2 separate regions of the Homo sapiens genome follow, and region 2 is linked to region 1. Evidence: read pairs that join two places in POLR2A ChIA-PET (ENCODE). Cell type or tissue: PC-9. All regions are shown on one strand. Each heading gives the region's core, and the rest is flanking DNA. Links, peaks and the distances in the headings are about the cores only.

The links. ChIA-PET counts read pairs that join two places held together with the same protein. Peaks named below come from ENCODE experiments on the same cell type or tissue, not always from the same donor. Only the 100,000 strongest peaks of a DNase experiment are listed, where the experiment ranks them.
Region 2: POLR2A ChIA-PET joins it to region 1 with 9 read pairs; 2 of 35 experiments call an interaction of 5 or more read pairs at or near these places.

Annotation. Positions count from the first base shown.
Region 1 is chr11:10,706,741-10,715,074 of GRCh38, forward strand. No RefSeq gene overlaps it. Among named protein-coding and RNA genes, the nearest start is that of IRAG1, 17 kb to the left of the region's middle. In PC-9, for the core only: no CTCF peak of the experiment used is centred there; no DNase peak of the experiment used is centred there.
Region 2 is chr11:10,585,031-10,593,364 of GRCh38, forward strand. It overlaps IRAG1 (inositol 1,4,5-triphosphate receptor associated 1), which reads right to left. Exons shown (of 21, transcript NM_130385.4): 18 at 6,518-6,582. It overlaps IRAG1-AS1 (IRAG1 antisense RNA 1), which reads left to right. Exons shown (of 4, transcript NR_046375.1): 2 at 3,982-4,120. Among named protein-coding and RNA genes, the nearest start is that of LYVE1, 21 kb to the left of the region's middle. In PC-9, for the core only: no CTCF peak of the experiment used is centred there; DNase peaks (open chromatin) are centred at 1,751, 4,121 and 7,501; H3K27ac peaks cover 4,390 bases.

The sequences.
Region 1 (8,334 bases), core at 322-8,321:
CTGTGCTCACACACATCATTACAGCAGAGCTTTCCATGGCTGTCTACCTGCTCACAAGGGTGAGTGAACAAGACTGTTCATGGCTGCAGGTGGTCAGCTGGGGATTGTGGTAGCCCCACACCCTACCAATACATTCAAAGAACAGATAGGAATCAGTATCTCAGCCTGTCTTTACCCCATTCGTAGCCCATGAGAATGCTGGAGCACACCAAAGAGAAACTCAGTATTGCACACCTATCGTCTGATGTTAGAACTTTATTTTTTTTTCTTTCATTATTATTATTATTATTATTATTTTACATGGACAATGGTCAGTGGCCTAATATTGGGGCTTTTCTGCCTCCTCTACCTGGTTGTGAGGTCCTCAAAGATAAGGACCCAGGCAATGCATCTTTATAATAATAATAGTAACAGCAATGACAACAGTGATGTATTGATTATTTATTATGAGCCAGGCACTGGGCTAAGCCCCTCATATGGATAATCTCATCCGATCCTCACTAAAGCCCTACAAGGCAGGCATGTTGTTGTTATGAATATCAACCCATTCTAAAGGTGAGGAAACTAAGGGTTGGGGATGATAAGTAATTTGACCAAGGTTACAGCTGTCAGAATGCAAGCTTAGATTTTAATTCAGTTAGTCAAATTCTAGAACCAGCACCCAAAACCAGTGGCTCACACTGCCTCCTGATGCAATAGCCCCAGTGCCTAGTTTAACATCTAATACATGTTAAGTGAAAATGTTGGCTGAATTAAACTGGGAAGAATAAAAAATCTAGTTACTGGGCATGGAGAGATAGGTTCCAGGTCTTTGAAGGGAGATCTGAGCTGAATTGTGCATGGAGAAAATGAGTCAATAGGGAACACCAGAGGGAACACCTCAAGAACACCAGAAACAGCATGGGAACACAGGAATTGAAATCACATCCTTGCTAAGTAAGAGGAGAGGCCCAGGTGCAGCCAGTTTGGGGTCTGAGTGAATAGAGCCAATGGCTACTTGCCTGCTGGGCTCTGCTTGGTTCTAGGCACAGACCAGGCCAGGCAAGGATGAAATGAGGTATGGACTCTGCCCACAAGGAAACCTCTACCCAGCCTGCCCATACGAAGATGGGGCAGGGCTGGGAATGCTACAAAAGCTGTAGAAGCTCAGAAGCTGTAGAAGCGGAGCTTCTGGGAAAAAGAGGTCTCTGGCTCCCGGAGTGGTCAGGAATGGCTTCATGACAGAGGGAGAAGCTTCAGTGGGGCCTTGAGTGTTGAGTTGAATAGGGAAAATCAAGGGAGGAGGAAGGGATTCCAGATTGGGCCAGCTGGGTGAGCGGACTCTGCTGGACCCAATAGCAGAATTGATGGGGAGAGTGCAGGATTCTTTGAGTTGCAAAGAACAGAAATCAACTCTGGCTGGCTCAAGTGTTAAAGGGGCCTGTGCCAATGATAACTGAACCCCCACAGAACCCAGGACTGGTAATTAAGTACACCCAGACCTTGAGGGAGCAGAGGGCTGTCAGGAACTGAAGCCCTTACTCTGTTAATCTGTGTGAATGTCTGCGTCCCTGTCTCCCACACACCATGTGATCTCACAGGCCATGTAATCTCTCTCTCTCTCCCCCTTCTCTCTGAGAATCCATTTTCTCCTCCTCCTCCTCCTCCTCTTCCTCCTCCTCTTCCTACCTCTTCTCCGGCTTTTTCTGCACACTCACATTGCTATGGCCCATCATGGCCTCTCAGCTCTAGCCTTCTCCTGCCCCGACCCTCTGACAGCTATCTCCTGTTTCAGATTAAAAAAAAGACCTGGTTTGTCTGTTTAAGCCAAGTCTCCAAAGTTACTAGCTACCTTTAAGGCAGATATCCCTCTCTGACCAGATAGCCATATCTTGGACCACGTGATAAACAGGGTGGCCGTAGGTGGGATAGGCAATAAAATATGTTAGAGAAAAGGAGCGAGGAAAGGACCTCGCATTTACTAAGCTCCTGGTATGAGCTAAGAACTGTGCCAGGTGACCTGCATTATGTGATTTAATGGCCCAGTGAGATTGATTTTATTATTCCTATTTTACAAATGAAGACACTGAAGAGAAGTTAAGCAATTTGCCCAGTCACAAAAGTAGAAGGTAGCTGAGCTAGAATTCAAATTGAAATCTGTCCAACTGCAAAGTCAATGTTCTTTCCACAGAACCACTCAGCCAGGGAATGGGGGTTATTCAAGCTAGTTAAAACCATTGAACTTAGTCTAAGGAGACCACAGGGTTCAAACCTTGCAGCTTACAGGTATTTGCTGTGGCAGACCTTCTTAACATTTTTAGGGTCCCATAACTCTGAGAATCTGACAAAAAGCTATGAATCTCCTCCCCAGAAAAATACACACATGCCTATACCATTTGGCCTGTGCTTTCATGGGATTTACAGACCTCCTGAGGCTCATCCACTGGCCCGCACCTAAAAGTCTTTGCTCTACAGCATCCCTGACTATTGATTAACTTATCCTCCATTTGAGAGAAAGGGCGAGAGAGCTCATTCCTTTATGTTAAGCCCATTCCAACCATAAAAACTTCTATGTCACTTTCTCTCCTTTAGTTCTCTCTAAGGAGTAATACAGAACCAATCTCCCTCATTCCCTGGCAAATATCTAAAGACAGTGACTACAGCATGCCCAAGGCTCCAGCTGAAGCCAAACTCCTGTTGTTTGTTTAAAACCTGTCCCATGCGGGTCTCTTCCACTGAACACCACACACTTTGCCAAAGTCCCTCTCATAATGCAATGCCTGGAATAGCATCGTGGACTGCTTGTGTCATCCAACCAGCATCCTCTTTATTCAGGGGATTCTGATTTCCTATGGCCAGTACACTAGACTACTTTGATTGTGTTTGCTCTTGTATCAGCCATGTCATTACTTGGCTCATGGGAAATCTATGGTCCACTGAGACCCTAAGATCTTTATCACAGGAGTTGAGCTATCCCTACTTTGCCCTTTCCTAAACTATCCTGAGAAACACTGTGTTTCAGCCTGTTCTTCAAACACAGGATTTTTATGCTGGTGCCATGACACAACAGATTGTTTATCTCACTAAGGAAGAGTCAAATCTTTCTCAGATTCTCCCTTCTGGCTTCACATAGTTTTTCTGTTAAATGGAAAAAAGAAAGAGATGTGGAGCAGAAAAGGATTTCTGAGGTTTTCACGTTGACATTCCACCATTAGATGAATGCTAACAAAAGCTCGATTTCACTAATCCTAAAAGGAACTTGATCTCCAGATGCACTGGCCTTGCTGGTTCAATGCCTGCACCACGAGGCCTTCTTCCACAGCCCAGAGTTGGGTGTTTTTTTCTTTTTAAAAGTCTTTGAAGTTAAAAAGTGCACATATTACTTTTAAAGAGCAAACCCAAAAGAAGCTTTGTAAGCAGATTTGTTCAAGTGAAGGCTAACCGAATTAAAGAAAGAAAAAGAAGGAGGAGGAGGAGTGGGGGAAGGAAGGATGTATCTGTTCCTCATCTCTCTCATGTGCAACACTTGGCAGCTCCAGGGCTTGGGCCCCAGACCCAGATTCTTTTCTATCCTCACTCTCAAGATGATGTTATTCAAGCTCATGATTTTCAATACCATCTGTATTCCGAAAACTCTCCAACGTTTATGTCCAGCTTGGACCTCTCCCTTAACTCCAAAGTCATACGCCCAGGTGCTATTTTACTCAATACATTTTCGGGGCATCTTATAGACATTTCTAACACGTGTCCAACCCCTAATACCTGCTTTTCCCTCAGTCTTCTCCATTTCAGTCAATGGCAAGTCCATCCTTCAAGTAGCTCAGGCACAAAACATGAGTCATTTGTGATTTTCCTCCAGTTCCCCACGCAACCCACAGGGAACTCATCAAAAAGTCCTTTTGCTCTACCTTAGAAATATATCCAGAATCTGACCATTTCTTACCATCTTTACTAGTGTAAGCAACCACAATTTCTTGCCACGTAATCAACACAATTGCTTCCTAAGTGCTCCCCTGCCCCCACAGAGCAGGCAGAGTGATTCTTTTATTTGTTTATTTATTTTGAGACAGGATCTCACTCTGTTGCCCAGGCTGGAGTGCAATGGTGACGTTCACTGCAGCCTCAACCTCCCTGGGCTCAAGTGATCCTCCCACCTCAGCCTCCCAAGTAGCTGGGACTATAGGCATGTGCCACCATGGCCGGCCAATTTTTATATTTTTAGTAGAGATGGTTGTTTCCTCCTGCTTCAGCTTCACAAAGTGCTGGGATTATGTGCCTGGCCTGATTCTTTTCCATTATGAGTTAGATCATGTCACTCCCTGCTCCTAAACTTCTTTTTTTTTTTTTTTTTTGAGATGGAGTCTCACTCTGTCACAGGCTGGAGTGCAGTGGCGCAAGCTCAGCTTACTGCAACCTCTGCCTCCTAGGTTCAAGCAATTCTCCTGCCTCAGCCTCCCGAGTAAGTGGAATTACAGGCACCCACCATCATACCTGGCTATATTTTGTATTTTTTAGTAGAGATGGGATTTTACCACGTTGGCCAGGCTGGTCTCGAACTCCTGACCACAAGTGATCTGCCTGTCTCGGCCTCCCAAAGAGCTGGGATTACAGACGTCAGCCACCGCATCCGGCCCCTGCTCATAACCTTCTAATAGCTTCCCACATCACTCAGTATGAAAAGCCAGCATCTTTTCCATGGCTTAAGAGGCCCTACATGATCTAATCCTGGTTTCCTGGACTTTATCTCCAGTCTCACTCCTCACTGCTCTTCCAAGTGATCTTCCACTCCCAGGACATTTGCACTTACTGTTCCCCTGCCTGGAATACTCTTCCCCAGTTATTATCTGCTGGGCTCACTCCCTCCATGTTCTTGAGTCTCTGTTCAAATGTCACCTTATGCAGGGTCACCTTCCATGACCATCCAATCTAAAGTATCACTTTCTACCCTGTCACTCCATCCCCTCTTTTATTCCTTTATAGCACTTATTGCTATCTAATATGTTACATATTTGTTTGTCTGTTGTCTATATTCTGCCTCAAGAATGTGAAAGCAGGAACTTTGTTTTGTCAGCTGTTGTATTCCTGGTGCCCACAACAGCACATAGGTAAACACTCAGTAAATGTTTCTTGACTGACTGACTGAATGAATTAATGAATTTATTGAGTACCTACTAAGTGTCATTATGAGTCACATTTTATAAATTAGTCAACTGAGGTTCAAAGATCTCATAGATGGTGAAAGCCAAGATTTGAACCCGTATCTAAGGATGATAACAGTGTTGGATCTGGATAGGATCATATGACCGCCCCCCTACCCCATCAGAATCTGAGATGCTGTGTCTGTTCTCGGGCTTGGGTATACCTGAGACCCTATCCCACTCACATGGCCTGAAGATTGTCCCTCTCAAAGCCAGCCTACCATGACAGATGGCACTCTCCTTCTACTTGACAGACAAGCTCTTGAGGTCCTGCATGGCTCGTGGCTTTTGGGATCATGGTTTCTTCAGGGGCCACGCGAGTGAGAGCATTCCCAGGGTCCTGCTTAGCCTCAGGTCAGACTCCTATGATTCCAGGATGCTCCAGGTCCTGGTTGGATGGCATGAAGACCACCTCTCCAGGATCCATCCCACCTGACCCACATTAATCCCTGTCTGATCCCAGGCTGTGACCTGCCTTATGCAGGAGTGCCCCTGCCCTACAAAGGTGCTCAACCCTTGGCATTTAGTCCCTGCCATGGAATCTGAATGCAAATCTTATACATTTTTAAGCTCTTTGGGTTTAATTCCTCCAAAAATTTCACAATGAAACTAGAATATTTGAAGAACTCTCACCCAGAAGGAAAATACACACATATGAAGCACCCACATGCGTCTGCCTTATTGGCACACTGATCCCTTATTATTTTCATATTATTAATTCATGCAGGCATTTATTCATCCCACAAGCATTTTCTGAGGGTCTCCTTCATGGACTAAGCCCTTGTGCTGGGTGCTAGGCATGGGGCACAAATTAGACATACTCCCTGCCTCAGGTTTATAGTCTAACAGGGGAGACCACCATCATCATCACCATCCCATCATCATCACTGTAGCCAACATTCAAATGCTACTTCTAGTGCTGGGTACTGTTCTGAGTATTTATATATATTAAGCTGTTTCACCACATGTTAATTCTGTAAGTTAAATGCTATTCTTATCTTCATTTTACAGATGAGGAAACTGACACCTAGAGGGTAGTGACTTATGCAAGGTCATGTAAGTGGCAAAGTTAGAATTTGAACACAGATAGTTTAGCTCCAGAGCTCATATTCTCTTCCACTCTACCTTAATTCCAAAAATCAAGTGTGAGTATTTATGCTGACATGCAGCTACAGACACAAAGATTTTCAGAGCCACATTTCAGAGTCCAATGGGAAAGTCATAAACATTGAAGGAAACCAGTCAGCCAGTCTTTCAGCTTCTGAGACATGCCCTCGAAAAACATCTCTCCTTTGGTGCTAAAGATGAACATCTTGGACACAAGCAGAAGTTGAAGAGGGAGATAGGAAGAGGAACAGAGGAGAAAAGGAAAACAAGCAAATATCAAAGACTTACTTTGTATAATACCAGATACCATAGAGGGCAATTTATATACATCATCTACTCTCAAAGCATATTCACAAAAAGAGTTTGGTCTGCATTTTCCTGTTAAGATAATGAAACTTAGAGAATTGAAATGCCTTATCCAAGATCATACGGGTGCTGTATGGTAGGGCTAGGCCTCAACACCCCAAGGCCCATCTCTTTCCTTTAATCCAGTTACTGACACTGAATTCAATTCTTTCCCCAAGAAATTCATTTCCAAAAGCTATCTAATCAAGTCAATGCAATCTAACGCCAAGGTCATATAAAGAGATTTTAACAAAATCAATAGTTAAGGACAAAGAAAAAGTAAGCATTCCACTTCTGCAGGTCAGTCTTCTTGACAACAGCTTACCTGGCCAATTTATTCCATTCAATCAGTAAAGCCATCCAACTCACGGTTTGGTATGTCAGGAAGAGACTTTTCATTGAGGTGTTCCGGGACCATGTGAGAGGAAGACCAAACAGGACCACATTTTCTCCCTTTCCTTGGGACACTGGGGCCTGTACTGTTGTTTATTTATTTTTTACATCATGCTAAGTGCAATGTTCCACAGCCTCACTACCTCTTTTATTTCAACAATGACAAAAATCGCACAAATATCTGAGCACATCTTTCAAACATGAAGAAATATCTATGCTTCAGAATTCACAAATGCCCCATACAAATCATTTGTTTTTGTAACCTTGAACTTTCCCATTTAAAATAAACCATGCACTAGACAAAGAATTCACTTTGGATCTGAGCCTTCCTTTGTGATCTTCCTTCCTTCTTCTAGAGTAGAAGAAAAAGATATCTTCGCAAAGCATCTAAGCCTGCTTTAGATTCTCCAAAAGTTAGTTTTTAAAAAAAAAAATCTTTTTTTTTTTAATAGAGATAGGATCTCGCTATGTTGCCTAGACTGATCTCTTTTCTTTTTCTTTTTTTTTTTTTTTTGAGATGGAGTCTCACCCTGTCGCCCAGGCTGGAGTGCAGTGGCGCGATCTCGGCTCATTGCAGGCTCCGCCTCTCGGGTTCACGCCGTTCTCCTGCCTCAGCCTCACGAGTACCTGGGACTATAGGCGCCCGCCACTGCGCCCAGCTAATTTTTTGTATTTTTAGTAGAGACGGAGTTTCACCGTGGTCTCAATCTCCTGACCTCGTGATCCGCCCGCCTGGGCCTCCCAAAGTGCTGGGATTACAGGCGTGAGCCACTGCGCCCGGCCACCTAGGCTGGTCTCAAACTCCTGGTGTCAAGTGATCTTTCTGCCTTGGCCTTCCAGAGTGCTGGCGTGAGCCGCCATGCCTGGCCCAAAAGCTAGCTTTGAGGGTGCTAGAGACCTCCCTCAGCTTTCACGGACAGGAATAATGCCTGTTTTTTTTTCTGAATGTTTAAGCATCCTGGGATTGGAAAACTGCAGGGCAGAACTCTGGGGACACAGCACCTAGGTGGTGGGTTCCTTGAGAGCAGCAAGGGCCTGAGGAGAGTGGGTAACCCCCTCAAAGGTGTATAGACTTTGGCAGCCACTTTGGCTCTGCACGTAAGCTGTCACCCCATGGCCCAGAGATTACCTGCCTGTGTTTCAAATGTGGATGTAGAGGGGTGGGGTGGGAATTCTGGTGGGCTAAAAATGTGGTGTGAGCCAAACAGGCTATGAAAAAAAATAGTGTTTGCTATTAAGCAAGACACGCTCAGACTACAAAAGGCAACGAAGTGGGGTTCACCAAAGCAGAACCAGGCTTAATACCAGCTTG
Region 2 (8,334 bases), core at 39-8,038, 120 kb before region 1:
AGGAACCCTAAATGTGAACTAATTTAAGGTATGGTAAATTAACATTACATTTTCATAAAATGGCTTTAGGAACTTTCTCAGGTGCATGTCTATTGTGTGTCATCACACATTATGCACCTTAGAATTTTGCAGATAAGTGACTGTAAACAAAGCTCTCATTGTCCTTGGGTCACTGATCTCTAGAGAGGAAAACTTTTCCCTAGCAGGGCCAGGAAGCCCATTTCATCGACTCTTTTACATGCAGATCTTCTGTTCATTTCAGCTCCCCTATAGGGCTCTCATATACATTCTCTCACTTGATCTTTCCAATGATAAGAAGAGCTAAACATTAACTTATATGTATCAGGCTGTGGTCTAACATCTCATTTAAGGCTCACAAATGACCCAAGAAGGTATTAGTGTTCTCTGTTTGACAGATGAGGAAACCAAGGCTCAAAAAGTAGGCTGAGGCATGAGAATCGCATTTCAAGTGATTTCATATCTGTCAAACAGAGAACAGTAATACCTTCTTGGGTCATTTGTGAGCCTTAAATGAGATGTTAGAACAGAGCCTGATAAGTAAGTTAACTTTTAGCTCTTCTTATCATTGGAAAGATCAAGTGAGAGAATGTGTATGATCTCGGGACCAGCCCAAGATCATACAACCAGTGTGTGGTAGAGCTCAAATTTTACCCTGTGCAGTCTGATATGTGCCCATTCTTCTGACTGCACTATCTGCCACCTAGGTGGGGTATTATCCCATTTCACAGATAAGAAACCCAAGCTCAGGTTGATTAAGTGACTTGCCTAAATTCACGTTATTGGTGCTGGGACTCTCACCTTGGTCTTCTACCTGTGTGTCAAGATGGACTTTCCAGCCCTCCATGAACCCCCGCTTTTCTTTCAATAGAAGCCTTCCATGAACCCCCACCTTTCTTTCAATAGAAGCCCTCCATGAACCCCCACCTTTCTTTCAATAGAAGCCCTCCATGAATCCCCCTGCCTTTCTTTCAACAGAAGTCTCTTCCTTTCACTCTGCTGAGTGAAGCCCTTCCTGCCCTCAGGCTGGACCATGGCTTCCATGCTGCCCCTCTTTTCAAGGCTGCTTGTCTACAGTGTAAGTGGCTGGGAGGGCCTTTGTTTACTGTGTGTGTGTGTGGAGGGTGGGTAGGGGGGAGTGGAGGGGTTGTGGGTAGGGTGGCAAGTGGGGGAAACACAACATGTAAAATGTTTGCTGTTCTCTCCTGACCTCTAAACTGAGCTTGTAGTTTCCTAAATATCTTCTCTAACTATCTGGAAGTTTCTCTCTAAGCATCTTTAAGACTAAGCTCAAATGCCTTCTCCTCTGTGAAACCTTTGCTGGTGTTCTCCCCTCCCCCACACCCTCTGGTTAAAGTTGATCTCTCCTTTTTTTTTTTTTTTCCTTGAGACAGGGTCCCGCTCTGTCACTCAGGCTGGAGTGCAGTGGCATGATCTGGGCACACTGCAACCTCCACCTCCCAGGTTCAAGCGATTCTCCTGCCTCAGCCTCCCAAGTAGCTGAGATTACAGGCGTGCACCATCACGCCTGGCTAATATTTGCATTTTTAGTAGAAATGGGGTTTCACCATGTTGGCCAGGCTGGTCTCGAACTCCTGGCCTCAAGTGATCCACCTGCCTCGGCCTCCCAAAGTGCTGGGGTTACAGGCATGAGCCACCGCACCTGGCCCTCTCTCTCCCTTTATGCTGCCACCGCACCTCTGTGACAGCATGACTCACAGGGAGGCATTGATGTATGTTTTAGATACCTGCATATGACTGTCATCACAGGAAGAAGGACTGTGTTTGGGTCAGAATAGTGCCTGGCATACAGTAGGTGCCTTTAAGTGCCTGTCAAGTTGCATCGGTTTCACTATGACTTATCCAGTCCCTACTAGGAATGTTGTAAAAGGCACAAGTCCTCTCTGTAAATGGTTATTTCCTGAGAACCCAGTGTTTGGGTTGGACTAAACGAATCTGTAATCATGGCTATAAACTGGAGCTGAGCACAGCCTGTGCCCACCCTAGGGATTTCTGGCCCGAAGGCTCATGGATCTTGGCATCTGTCCCCTGCCTGAAATCCTATGTGCTTTCTTTCTGGGATGATTCATGAAAATGAGGCTCATTATTCTCACACGTGCACCAGGTCAAAAATGTTTGTCATTGTGCTCAGCTCTCAGTAATGTGAAGAACTATTTAGTCAAAATATATTTTTGGACAGGCAGGTATATTAGATTCAACTTTTCCCACATGGTAAACAATATTTGAAAGTGGCTACTATCCTTTGTGATCGGCATATCTTCTTGGGCTCAGCAATATTTCCAAGTCACCCCCACTGCCATGGTTCCCTCTGACAAGCCCAGCCCAGGGAACCCAAGCTTCCTTACTCCGTGTTACTCAGTTCTAGATACCTGGGGTCCGCCACAAGTTTATTGGGGTGGGTGGCGGGAGGGAGGAATTCACTCCAAGATACCATCAGCAAAGGGGAGTTGCTTACTGTACAAATTTAGTGTCCTGTGAAATCTTTAAGGAATTTACCCTGGGTGCTTCAAGAGTATAGAAACATGGTTATTTTTAGAGATTCAGAGTTAAAATTGCTCTGTGATACATTAACATAATAACCCCTTTTTGACACTAACCCTGTGCATCATCTACATCCTGGTTTTGCTGATCGCTCTGTGAACGGTTCCACACACACCCTGTCTCTCACCCCGACTCTGTTCTCCACTCCATGCCCAACCGGTCACCATGCTCTTTCAAAAATAGCTCTTAAATTCATCCTCTTCTCTATGGTCACACTGAACTTCGTTTTGTTCTTCCAGTTGGGCGGTCTATTAAAAGGGTAAGGGCATGTGCTCTGCTATCTACCAGCTGTGTAACCTCAGGCAAGTGACGATTTCTCTGAGCTTCAGTTTCCTCATCTATAAAACAGAGATATTAATAGTACACCTACCTCATGGAATTACTGTGAGGATTAACTGAGATTATTAATACAAAGCAATTAGCAAAGCACTTGGCATACAGCGAGGTGCAGCAAATAGTTAACAGTAATTACCATTGTCATCAGTGCAGTAGTTAACAGTAATTACCATTGTCATCAGTGCAGTAAATAGTTAACAGTAATTACCATTGTCATCAGTGCTGTAAATAGTCAACAGTAATTACCATTGTCATCGTTATCATTATCATCATTCCTTGAATACTCCATACTTTGTCACATGGACAAAGCCTGGAATGTTGTTAACCTCCTGTTCACCTAGTTGATTATGTACCCTTTAGATTTTTACTTTAAAAGTAAGTTCCTAGAGGGAAACTTTTTTTTTTTTGTTTTTTGAGACAGGGTCTGGTTCTGTCGCTCAGGCTCCAGGCTGCAGTGCAGTGGTGCAATCTCAGCTCACTGAAACTTCTCCCGGCTGGGGTCAAGCCATCCTCCCACCTCAGCCTCCTGAGTAGCTGGGACTACAGGTGGACGCCACCACGCCTGGCTAATTTTTATATTTTTTGTAGAGATGGGGCTTTCGTTATATTGCCCAGGCTGGTCTTCAACTCTTGAGCTCAAGTCATCCACTTGCCTTGGCCTCCCAAAGTGCTGGGGTTACAGGCGTGAGCCACTGCCCAGCCAAGGGGAATCATTTTCTAAGCTCTCTCTTCCCCCCACTTCCCCAGTTCCCCCAACCTTACACCAAAATCAGGTTAGGTGCTCATTTTCTGTGCATCATTCCCTTAGCAACCTACACTTCCTTACGATCCCACCCATCATGTTGTATTATAATAGGCTGCTTCCCATCTGTCTTTCCCGCTAGACTGCAAGCTCCTTGAGTACATTCTATGTGCCTGGCCCTTGGTGATTAATTGCTGAAGGAATGAAAGAACAAAAGACTACAATTACATAGCCATTTCTACTTGTGGAACTGCTCTTGAGCTTTGTTTTCTCTTCATCTTCAGGACTAACTTTAAATATCACTCTCCACCCATATGTTTAAGTCTACAGGTTTCTAGGCCCTTGGTGAGTGAAGAGCAGTTCATTACGAAATGACCTCCAAGAACAAGGCTCAGCATTCTCTGAAATCTCATGAAGCAGTGTAACCAGCTCTCAAGTATCTTCCTGTGAACTAGCCACAGGGTATTTGATCTTATCCTTTGCTTAGCCAGTGCCCTTCCTGCTTTGTCACTGTATGCTTAGGAAAGGTGAAATCATTTTAACACAAAGCTGAATACAACAGTCTCCAAAGCAATGTATATTAAACTATAACACATTATTTCTCTTTCACGATATGGATAGGGCAGTTAGAATTGACTGTATTTGTGTATAGGACAGAAGATACGAATTCACTTTTACTCATATATTGTCTCATTGTTAGTCTGTTGGGAATCAAGTAAATTTTCCACTTTATATTTATTTATTTATTTATTTGTATTTTTAGTAGAGACAGGGTTTCACCATCTTGGCCAGGCGGTCTTGAACTCCTGACCTCATGAACCACCCGCCTCAGCCTCCCAAACTGCTGGGATCACAGGTGTGAGCCACCGTGCCTGGCCATGTTTCCAGTTTTAAATGGAAATCACTTAACATCTTTGAGAAATCCAGAAGGGGAAGCTGTTGTTCATCCTGAACCCCTCTTCCTCTAAAGATGCCCTCACCTCTTTGCAACCATTCTTACATGGGTATATTCCCAACTGGCGAGTCAGCCCCAGTGTGCTTGACTTGCCTTAATCCCCACTCTGTCCATATCTCTCCAGGTTCTATAAAGCACTGGAAAGGTGATGCCACTATTGATCGTCACCCATTGACACTCCTAATTTGGGGCTGCTGCTTATTGTCTCCAATTTTGTACCTCAGTTTCCCTTACCAAGGATAATTCATGTTTTCATGATCCCCACTGCCTTGGACAGAAGTGCTCAACTGGCCTGGCATAAGTTCTACAGAGTTCAGGCCCTCTCTGTCATGATTAAGAGTCTGTTGAAGAGATCTTCTGCCTTGAGTGGCTCTGCAGGCCTAGAGTTGGGAAAGGGGCTAGAGTTGAGGGTTCTCTGAAGTAGGGATCTGTGCACCCAAAGGGAAGGTTGGCAGGGAGAATTTTAGTGGGTTTCTCAGTCAGAGCATGAGGTGACCATTTCTGGAGAGATTCAGAGACCCTGGATGAGGTACTATGACTCTAGGGACTTGGTAAGTTTCTGTAAACTCGGTTACTTCCATGTGGTGGTGGTTGTGTTGCCTCTTGACAATTTCCCTGTAGTGATCAAGAAAAGACAGAGAGAGAGACCCCAAGAGACCCTCTATAACACGAAGGACCTGTGAGCTTATGGGGGTGAGGTGGCAAAGAGACGAAATGCTGGGCAAACTTCAAGACTAACAAATCACTGGGTGATAAGCTGGTGGCTATACAGAATGACAGATGTAGGAGGCAGGCTGAGTCTGGAGATGGGAGCTTGTCTGTACTGAAAAGGGTCCCAACATACAGGTTCCCTGCCAGATAGCAAAACTTTTCTAACAGCAAAGAAAAACAAAGGACTAAAGCTGTCTTGAGGCAAGGAAGAAGGAAGAATAAGGTATATGTTTTACCAAGTGAGAAAAGACACAAGGGGAAAATTCTGAGAGGCAGCAGGTGTGATCCAGATGTTTTTCAGCAAGCAAATGAAAGAATTTGAAAAGTAAGCTATAAAATCCTCTGAGTGCATAGAAACAGCCTGCCTTACTCTGGCTGAGGATGAAAAGATCTGCAAATTGCATAGATGCCTAGAAAATCACAGAAACTGCTGGCTGCTAATCCAATATGCATTTTCCTTCCTACTTCCTAACAGCAACATGATTCTGTTCAGGAATTTACTCTTCTTCATGGAGTCATTTTGCTTTATGGGAAGCTGACCCTCTCACCAACCCCAGGGAATAGTTTAATCCCATAATGACAATCCCTTTCCCAAAGTGATTCTTTTAGAAAGGGACTTCCTTCCAGATTTGTCAATGAGATAATAGAGAAGACTGGTGAAAGGCTTCTGGGTTTATTCCTAAGAAAGGAACATGGCAAGAAACAGTCCCTTTCTTCCTCTAGGTATTGTCCTGTCTGGAGGGGATCCCAGGAACTACCAGCCATTTGCCACAATCCTGATGATGAAGTTAACATACAATGTGGCCAGAGGCAAGGAAGTTGTAGACTCGCTGAGCTAGAGCCCTGCTGTGCCATACCAGGAGCAGCTCTACCTCTGGACTTAATTAAGTCCCATTGAGTTGGGGCTTTATTTTGTCTGTAGCCCAAGGAATCCCAATTGGCAGAGAAGGCTCCAGCCTTCTCTGGGCTCTCTAAGATTGGGTACACTTGGCCTCACTCAGGGCATCTTCCTGGTTCAAGAATTTTGCAAACAGGTTCTGAAATCTTTGTGGGTTTCAGACTCCCATTCATTTCCCTTAAAACTTAATTTGCTTTCCACTGCATTTTGGGGATAAAAATGGGAGGAAGGAAAGTAAAATGGGGAAAATTTCCTGAGAGATCCCTGAAGCCAAGAGGAAAATCGACAAACTTACTTTTCCAAAAGTGCAGGCAGTGCTGAAGTGACAGGTAGGCTGCCTTTCCCATTGGGTGATTCCGACTGAGTGAAAAACAGAAGACAGAGAATTGAGGATGCGCTATGGAAGGAAGAAGCCAGAGCTGCTGGATTTCTGATGATGCTGGGAGCGGGGCTGCTGCTTCTCCTCTTTCCTCCATGCCCCCACTTTCCAATCTTCATCTGAGCCCAGGACTTGGCCCTTTCCCTCAGGCCTTCCCTGTCCTCCTTTCCTCTAGGGCACATGCAGCTTCCTCCTTTTCCTTCACCTCTGCTAAGTTTCCTTAAGTGAAGAGGAAAGTTTACATCTTGAGGCTCCATTCTGGAGAGGAGCCATCAGTTTTTCTCTGTCCCGTTTAGCAACTGTGACTGAACACCAGTGGGCCTCCTACAAATGCAGGTCTCAGGCTCCTTACAATAGATTCACACAAGCCCATCACTGTCCCTAGAGACATAGCTCCAGGTACAATTCTCAGGAGATGCAAATCACTACTGAAAGCTCAAACCATCAGAAATTTCTTTACAATACGTTCCCCAGGATTTCCAGGTTGTGTTGTTGCAATGGATTTGGTTTAAGTAATGGTTCTCAATGTTGGCTGCACATTAGAATCACCTGGGGGAGGTTTTAAAAAAGTATCGATCCACTCCAGAATCTTGGTGTGGGGCCTGGGGGAATAATGGTTTAAAAGTACCCTGTGTGGTTTTTAATCTATGGCCCTGATTGCCAACCCCTAGTCTAAAGGAATATATATTTGGAAAATAAATTTATGCTTTTAGGCAAAGTATGGGAAATAGATCTGTTAAAATACACTAACCAGTCCTCTCCAACATTCTTAAACATTTTTTTCAGGTTGTTTTATTTTAGTGGGTAATTTGGGAATTTAGGTTGATTTCATAGACGACTGAAATGCTTGAGGCAGGAAGCAGTGAATACCACTCATTGGTATTACATAGAGCTTGAATTTCCAGTTGCTTACACAATCAGATTGTTTCCTTATAGGGTAGTGCTAGTCATAGGCAGGGGATAGAGAAACCACTGAAGAAAGAATTAGAGAGAATTAGCCAGATGCACAAAGGCCTGGGATACAGAAAATATTTTGTTATATCCAAACGTCTTTGTCTAAAAGAAATGGAAATGTATTTTTCCTGATTATTACCAATACATTCTTATTATAGAAATATAAAAAGGCATCAGGAAGAAAATAAAAATGAACTATTTTACCATTGCCTAGAGATAACCATTATTAGCTGTTTCACATATCTTCTACCAGAAATTTCTATGTCTACACACAGAAACACACTCTTTTAAAAAGTACAAAACAGAATTATACTGTTTATACACTAGGTTTTGTATATTCTATTTTACTTGCTTTTGATTCATAATAAATTATGGATAATTCTACAGAAACCCCTTATAGGAATATCCATTTGCTTAACCAATCTCTTATTAGTGAACATGGAGTTGTTTCCCACTTTTCATTATTATGAACAATGCTACAATGAACTGAGGCAGGAGAACAATGGGTTGAAGAACTCAGGCTGTGGAATCAGAGAACCTAGGGTTCAAAGCTGTTCTACCACCTATCACACATTACAAACTTCAGCTACTTAAGCCCACTGCAGAGTAGAAAAAAATTGTAACCACCTTGGCAGATTGTGGTGTAAGCACAAAAAGAGTTATCATTTGCAAAGAACGCTGAGCTGCCAACACCATGCTGAGGGCAGTGGGACTTCCCAGAGTAGTAGAATACATGCAGCCTGGTGTATATTGAGTTTTTGAGCCTATCACTCAGATTC